Linked DNA regions of Mus musculus: regions 1 and 3 are each linked to region 2. Evidence: chromatin loops called from intact Hi-C (ENCODE). Cell type or tissue: heart. All regions are shown on one strand.

The links. Peaks named below come from ENCODE experiments on the same cell type or tissue, not always from the same donor. Only the 100,000 strongest peaks of a DNase experiment are listed, where the experiment ranks them.
Region 1: it touches region 2 in a loop (4-fold over the local background); 3 of 42 quality-filtered maps call a loop at or near these places.
Region 3: a loop joins it to region 2, with 8 times the contacts of the local background. A loop is called at or near these places in 4 of 42 quality-filtered maps.

The regions. Positions count from the first base shown.
Region 1 is chr4:148,703,813-148,706,312 of GRCm38, forward strand. No RefSeq gene overlaps it. Among named protein-coding and RNA genes, the nearest start is that of Gm32897, 42 kb to the right of the region's middle. In heart, a CTCF peak has its summit at 1,110 (motif pointing right); no DNase peak of the experiment used is centred here; H3K27me3 peaks cover 1,563 bases.
Region 2 is chr4:149,136,252-149,138,751 of GRCm38, forward strand. It overlaps Cenps (centromere protein S), which reads right to left and starts at 1,349. Exons shown (of 5, transcript NM_027263.2): 1 at 1,225-1,349. The coding sequence starts at 1,272. In heart, no CTCF peak of the experiment used is centred here; a DNase peak (open chromatin) is centred at 1,220; H3K4me3 peaks cover 1,359 bases; H3K27ac peaks cover 1,250 bases.
Region 3 is chr4:148,741,342-148,743,841 of GRCm38, forward strand. No RefSeq gene overlaps it. Among named protein-coding and RNA genes, the nearest start is that of Gm32897, 4.8 kb to the right of the region's middle. In heart, a CTCF peak has its summit at 1,469 (motif pointing right); a DNase peak (open chromatin) is centred at 1,470; H3K4me3 peaks cover 1,316 bases; H3K27ac peaks cover 1,379 bases; H3K27me3 peaks cover 346 bases.

The sequences.
Region 1 (2,500 bases), 430 kb before region 2:
CCCTCTCTTGCTGAATCTCCTGGGAGCTGATGTCATTTATTCCCAGGGACAAGCCTGGGAGAGCATAGCTCTTTTCATTTTAGCCATGGCCAAACAGAGACCTGGAGAACTTTAGTTGTTCCACTAGAGTCATACGATGGGCAAGTGCAGCTGGCAGAAGCTTACAACCCGAGGCTGTAACCACCAGGCTTTACTGCAGCTGTGGGGAAGGCTCACGCCACCCTGTCTGTCACAATCTCCTCTTCCTGTCTGCCCCAGGCTCTGCCCCTCAGCACTTTTCTTGGGGCTCCTATGAACACGCCGACATTCCTGTTGTTTCTCTGCCTTCTCATCTCTCATCTACCCTCCTCCCCATTTGCCATTTACACATACATTCATACACACACAGACACAGACATACACACAAACACATACAGACACTGACACACATGAATACACAGACACACATAAACACACAGACACACATAAACACTCAGGCACAGACATCCACACAGACACACAAAGATACACACACAGACAGATGCATACATATCCATATACAAATAGACACAGACACACATAAACACACAGACACACACACAAACAAAGACACACACAGATACACACACAGACAAACATGCAGCACACAGATACACACACATACACACAGATACACACAAGCTGTAGATACACTACAGCACACATGCACATACCATGTCTGGCACACAGGAGGGACCAGGAAGGACTCTAGGAACAGGCCATCCAGCCTTCCACTGTTTTGGGTCTGAGGAGGAGGCGGTTGTTACTGTAAGAGGTGGGGTGGGGAGAGCTGTGCTCTCCTTCAGGCCTCCATGCTGGGTCTCCCTGTCTGGTGGAGTGCTTGCTGGTGTCCAAGCTGGGGAGGGCATGGCAGCTTCTGACTTGAACACAGAGCACACACAGAGCATTCTGGAGGTGGTCACGCCCTGTTTCATATCCAAGATGGCTTCTACATGGGTAGAAGGACTTTGCAGGTGCACGCTAGCCTCCAACAAAGCCAGACTCTCAGCCCTAACTTAATTCTCCTGTGTGTGTCCTGACCCAGACCCAGTTTCCCACCTACCTGGTCAGGCCAGTCCGTGTCCACACCCACCACTAGGTGGCACCAAGTGCCCTTAAACTGAAGGGTAAGCTACCCCAGAGGGCTAGGGTGGGATAGGGACTGGCCCTAGCACCCTCTCTGGTGGCTCTGCCCCAATATCCCCTACCTTGAGTGCCATGGAAGGCCCTCAGAGTACAGTACTATAGGCTTTCCCTGTTGCCCTTGCAGATCAAGACGTTGTTCTTGTCCCCAATTTACAGATCAGGAAACTGAGGTTCAGGCAGGTACCGTAGTAGATCTGAAAGCCACACAGCTTCCATTTCCTGACTGCTCTCCCCAAAGGGTCAGAGGTCAGGGGTTGAACCCTAGAGCTGTTCCACAGTGCTGAGAGAAGCCTTTCAGGGGAGGAGAGAAACTGGATCGAAGGGTTTCAGTGGCCTGAGAGGAGGGGAGTCCAGGGCGGTAAGCTGGTGGGAGGGAGGGGTGGTGGAAGTCTCCAGGCCCTTCTCTGAGGTGAGGCCCAAGAAAATCAGAAGAGTAGGGAATGGTGGGATGAGGGGAGGGATTCCCGACACCAAACATCTGGGAAGGCTTGAGAGAAGTAAGTCGCCAGATGTTACAAGTCATGCTGGGCAGATGGCGGAGGCCCTGCCTTCACGCACACGGTCTCTGGTGGGCTGGATCCATACAGGGAGGTGGGGACATCTGTCTCTAGAGGGGAGGTGGAGTGTCCAAACACGGGAAGAGGGGCTGGCTCTGGGTTCCTTGGGGAGGCAGGATATGCCACAGCCCCAGAAGTTCCCAAGACTCACATACATCCCATCTGTTACCTGCAATGACAGCCAAAGGGACCATGTGGCCCATCCACCTTTCTCCACAAAGAACACACTGTACAGACTGTGCAGGGGCCAGGAGCTGGAGACACCACGGTAACCAGGAACAACTGGCCCCGTCTTCTTTCATCTTTATTTAGGGCAAACGAGTGATAAACAAGTAAATAAAAAAAGGGTATAGACAGGTGTCAACAGGTAACCCAGGAAGCCTTCCTGGAGGATTTGCCATGACGGGGCCACATATGACTTTCCGGTAGAGGAACTGGGCAGTCACTCCAGCTGTCAGGTGGGAGTGAACTCAGTGGACTGAAGGGTTACAAGGATGGTCACAGAGGCTGCTACCAAGTGTGTGAGGGCATGGCCGGGCTGAAGAGGACCCTGCCAGGCACAGCTTGTCTCCGAGAGGACTGGGTAGCTTTATGTTGGCGTGAAGGGGAAGAGAAATGTGTTTTGGAAGATGACACACGAGGAAGCTGCCAGGGATGGAGCAGAGAGACTACCTCAGGGACCCAAGTGCGGGGGTGGGAGGGGGTGGTGGTGGTGCTGCCTAAAGACCTTCAAGTCCCTAGCTAGCTCAGTCACCAAACTAGGGCTCTGGAACTCTACG
Region 2 (2,500 bases):
CAGTTGGGTGCTCTTACCCACTGAGCCATCTCTCCAGCCCAGGTTCTGAATTTCTTAAAACAGGAGTGCAGGGCAGACAGCCGATGGGACGCAGATACCTAAGGAAGCAACCCCCAACCCTGAGCTCACAATCATTCCCAGCTGAGATGGCAGCTCTGATTCATCAAACAACTGAATATTGGCTCTGACACCACCCCGTGCAGTAGTTATCCGTATTCCGACTTTGCAAAGGAGAAAACTATATTTGGGCCACGACTAACTGACTAGAGGACCCGAAATCACAACCGACGCCAGAGGGTGGGTTCTAGGGCAGCCTGCCAGGGGCTGACTCCGGGCTCTGCAGCATAGAATAGACAACGTTTCCCAGGTCCTAGTGAACTGCTCAGGTCTCACTATGTAAACCAGGCTAGCCTCAAGCTCACACACACCGCTCGCTCTGACTCCTGAAATTAAAGGCCTGAGCCCCACGCACTGTCCTCGCTTGTTCCTGAGACAGGGTCTCTCTAGGTACTTAACTGATCTAAAACTCGTAATCCTCCTGCCTCAGCCCCTGAATTAGTCTGTGTGTCTCTCCTGCATCTCTCTCACCCTCACACGCGCTATCCCCAGCCTCTTTTGTTGTTTTGTTTTGTTTTGTTGTTTTTGTTTTGTTTTGTTGTTTTTGTTTTGTTTTTCGAGACAGGGTTTCTCAGTGTAGCCTTAGCTGTCCTGGAACTCACTCTGTAGACCAATTGAGAGATGTGCCTGCCTCAGTCTGGGATTAAGGACTTGCGCCGCCACCACCGGGCGGGCCCTCCTTTAAGACAGGGCCTCCCGTAATCCCGGTTGGCCTCGAACTCGGTATATCGCTGAAAATGACTCTAAACTGGCTTCTGCCTCCACCCTAAGCCTCTCGCTTCCACACACACCCCGCTCCGTGCTGGGGTCACAGTCGTTCACCACCAAGCCCGGTAGGTGCGGTGCTGGGACTCGAACCCATAGATTCCCTCATGCTGGGCAAACGCTCCTCCAAGCCCCATCGTCTCTCTGTAGCGCCCACACCCGACCCTCACAGCGCCGGGACACCCGGACTCTGGCGAGCTGGACGCAGGCTCGGCGGACCGCACCCCCTCCTTGCAGCCGAGCGACGCATGCGCACACGCGGAGGCCGGCTAGGGACTCGGGGCCTTTCCCTCTCCCAGGACCTCACGTCCTGCCCTTGCTGGGACCCCATTTATTTTATACCTGCCGGTGAGAGAACTCCTGCGGCTCCTCAGCCTCCACCTCCTCCATCACTGCGGACAACCCCGGTCGGCGCGCCACTGTCGGCTCAGACTTTCCCGCGCTACCTCTGCGACGGGCGGCGCCGAGGGTCAAAGCGCGAAGCGCCTCCTTCCTGTCCCGCGCGCGCCCCCTGGCGACAGCTCGCGGAAGGGTCTTAGCGTTGGTGTGACCCGGGGTTCAAGCATCTGTAAGAACGTGCGTGAGATGGCTCACTGGTTAGCAGTCACTGAGAGCACCGGCCAGACGCACCACCCACATCAGGTGGCTCACTAAACACGTGTAATTCCATCTCTAAGGGACACAATGTTCTCTCTTGGTCTCTCTTGGTACCCGCATGCAGATGCACACACAAATACACACATATGCATAATAAATATATAAGTAAATAAAAGTGTTTAAGTAAAAAATATATATATGTTGGGCCTGGTGATGCACCCTTTTAATCCCAGCACTCTTGAGTCATAGGCCAGTGGATCTCTGTGAGTTCCAGACCAGCCAGGGCTACATAGTGAAACTTGCCTTAAAATTAAAAAACAAAACAAAACAAAAAAAGCAAGAGTGTATAGCCCACAATTAACAGATGATAAAGCACTTGGCTGGCAAGATAGCTTTGTGAAAGCCAGGCATGGTGGCACATGCCTTTAATCCTAGCACTTGGGAGGCAGAGGCAGGCGAATTTCTGAGTTCGAGGCCAGCCTGGTCTACAAAGTGAGTTCCAGGACAGCCAGAGCTATACAGAGAAACCCTGTCTCGGAAAGAAAGAAAGAGAAAGAAGAAAGAGAGAGAAGAAAGAGAGAGAAGAAAGAGAGAGAAAAAAGATCGTTTTGTGGGTCAAAACACATTGCCCTGCAAGCCTGGGGCCCTGAGGCCCTGAGTTTGATTCCCAGAACTGACTCCAGAAAGTTGTTTTCTTACATCCACTGTGTGCTCACACTCACACAAACCAATAGCCAGTTGATGTAAGTTATGGAAGGCAGCGCCTTCTATGGTGAACCATTCACACACACAACCTCGTGCAAGGAACCTTGGATTTTTATGGCTCTTCCACCAGCACCAAATCAGTGATCAGTGAGATCACTGCTCAAACGCTATCCCCTCAGAGCGAGTGGTTCACGTTACCAGGGACAAGAGTGGCTGCTTCTCCATTATGTCAAGCTATACAGCGAGAGGCTCTGAGGTGGCTCTGCAATAATAACAGCTGCCGTTCCTGCAGACCAGGATTTGGTTCATGGCACCC
Region 3 (2,500 bases), 390 kb before region 2:
CAGTGTGGTATGGAGCCGGGGAGTCTGCCTTTCTGTGCCTCAAGTCTCTCATCTGCTTATGGTTCTGATTTGCAGAGTCGCTGAGACTATGTGTCCCAGGTCAACATAGCACCCAGCCACCCACTTAGATCCATGCTCCCAACCACTATGTCACCCCTTCCTTCTAGGTTACTAAGGTTGGGCCTTGGATCAGGCGAAAGCGACAGTAATTGGAGTAGATGAACTGTCAATAGAAAGGCCACAGCGGGGGTGGGGTGGTGGGGGGTGGTGGTGGTGGTGGTGGTGGAGAAATGGCTCAGTGGTTAAGAGCATTGACTGCTCTTCCAAAGGTCCTGAGTTCAAATCTCAGCAACCACATGGTGGCTCACAAACATCCATAATGAGATCTGATGCCCCTTCCTGAGGTGTCTGAAGACAGCTACAGTGTACTTAAATATAATAAATAAATAAATAAATAAATAAATAAAATCTTTAAAAAAAAAAAGAAAGGCCACAGGGATGTGAGGGCGGCTGTAAGGGACACATGGGCACTTGGCTTCCTTAAGTACCTTCCTGTTAGGAGATGGTGGCCAGCCCAGAGAGCAAGTGACCACACCAGGGGTCCTAGGGATAACAGGCATGTTGCAACATATGCTAGGGGAAAGGGACTTTCTCTTGATCATCATCCTCCAAAGGGTGATTTTTATTTATTTATTTTTATTGTATGTATATGAGTGTTTTGCCTGCGTATTAGTGTGTATGTCACGTGGATGCCTGATGCCTGAGGAGGCCAGAAGAGGGCATAGGATCTCTGGAACTGCAGTTACAAATGGTTATGAGCTGTGGGTGCTGTGAGTCTAACCCAGGTCCTCTGTAAGAGCAGCGAGTGTTCTTAACCCTGAGCCACCTATCTCTTCAGAGCATCTCCCCATCCCCTTTGCAAGGAGAGGTAGGGTTTCAACGATGTAGACCAGGTAGACCTCGAATTCATGAGATCCTCCTTCTCTGCCTCCAAATGCACACCCAGCTGCATCTTCTTAACAACAACAACAACAACAACAACAAAAAACCTTTGTATTTTTTACTCTTCAAAGGATTGGATTTCATTATGACATTTTCATGCCTATATATTATTGTACTGTGCTCCACCCCTCCCCCACACCTCAGACTTATAAATATTCCACAGCAACTTGGAAGTACTTGTGAAACTGCTTGCACTCCTTTGAATTAAGACCCTGCGTTGTCCAGGCTTGCCCTTCCTGGAGGCTGCACTGCAGGCTTAGCCCAAGCCCAGGTTCAGAGGCCCTGGAGGTGCCAGGCTTCCCCATTCTGCCCCACCGCACACATGGATCTCACGCTTGGCATGTTCCCCGATTCTGGTAGCCTCGCTTCCTGATCAGTCTTGGGGTTTCTGGAGCGAGGAGGGTGTGCGTGGGGCGCGAAGTTTCCGGGCTGCAGGATCTGCTGCGTGGGGGCCCGTTTGGGCCGGGTCGCGCGCTGCCCGCGACCGCCGGTAGGGGGCGCCTTAGTCATGCATTATTCATCGGCAGCCCGCGTCGCTCGCCTTCCCCCGCGCGGGCTGCGGGCTGCGCGGAGGAGCGGGAGCGCGGAGCCTTCACAATATTGTGGCAGCTTCGCGAATGACGGCTGCGGGGAGGCGGGGGGCGCAGCCTCAGGCGGCGGCGGGGGCGCGGGCGCGGGCGGGGAGCGGTCCCGGATGGGGGCGAGGAGGGGCTGGTTCAGGGTGAGGGCAGAGCCTGCAGCATCCGTCTGTACGTCCAGGCATCCTCTTTTCCTTCCATCAAGTCAGCCAGCACTAGGGAACATCTGGCCGGGGCGGGCGAGGTGTAGGGGACGCGATGGTGAATAAGGTAGGCCTGGTCCCTGTCCTTTCAAAACTTCATCTCCAAGTGGTCAGGGAGACACATTTAAAAGCAAGCAGATAATTCAGATAGTCCCAGGTAAGCGTGCACTGTATAAGCGAGCGCCACGGGCATGGTGGACCGGGAGAGAGCTTCTGAGAGGCGGTGACAGTGTGCAAAGATGAACCTGACTTTGAACATTCCAACCTCTGGCCTTTCTCCCTGTCTCCCTCAAGGCCTCACGGAAATCAGCTCCTCTCACCCTCAGTCACCCAAGAAGTCAGGAGGGTTTTGATGAGACCTGGATGGGGGCACGAATCCAAACTATGGGGTCCCTGCCTAGCCACCCTCTGGGATCAACCCGGGATGGCAGGAGCCCGAGTCATCTCAGCTCTCAAAGCTCCCACCTCTTACTCTGCTCCAGGAGAGGAGTTGGGAGGGAGACACGGAGGGCGTGGGCTCAGGGTCACCAGCAGCATCAGGTTTCCTTTCACTTGTACAAAGACTCGTTGACGCCTGAGCACGTCAATACCCTTAATGACAGGGAAAGGAGCTGGGACTCCAGACCGGTGCCCCCACTCCGCCTCCCCCTCCCCTGCTCTCCCCTCTGGGCCCATCTTCTTCCTCTTCTGTGCCTTCTCTCTCCTATCTGTCCCCCT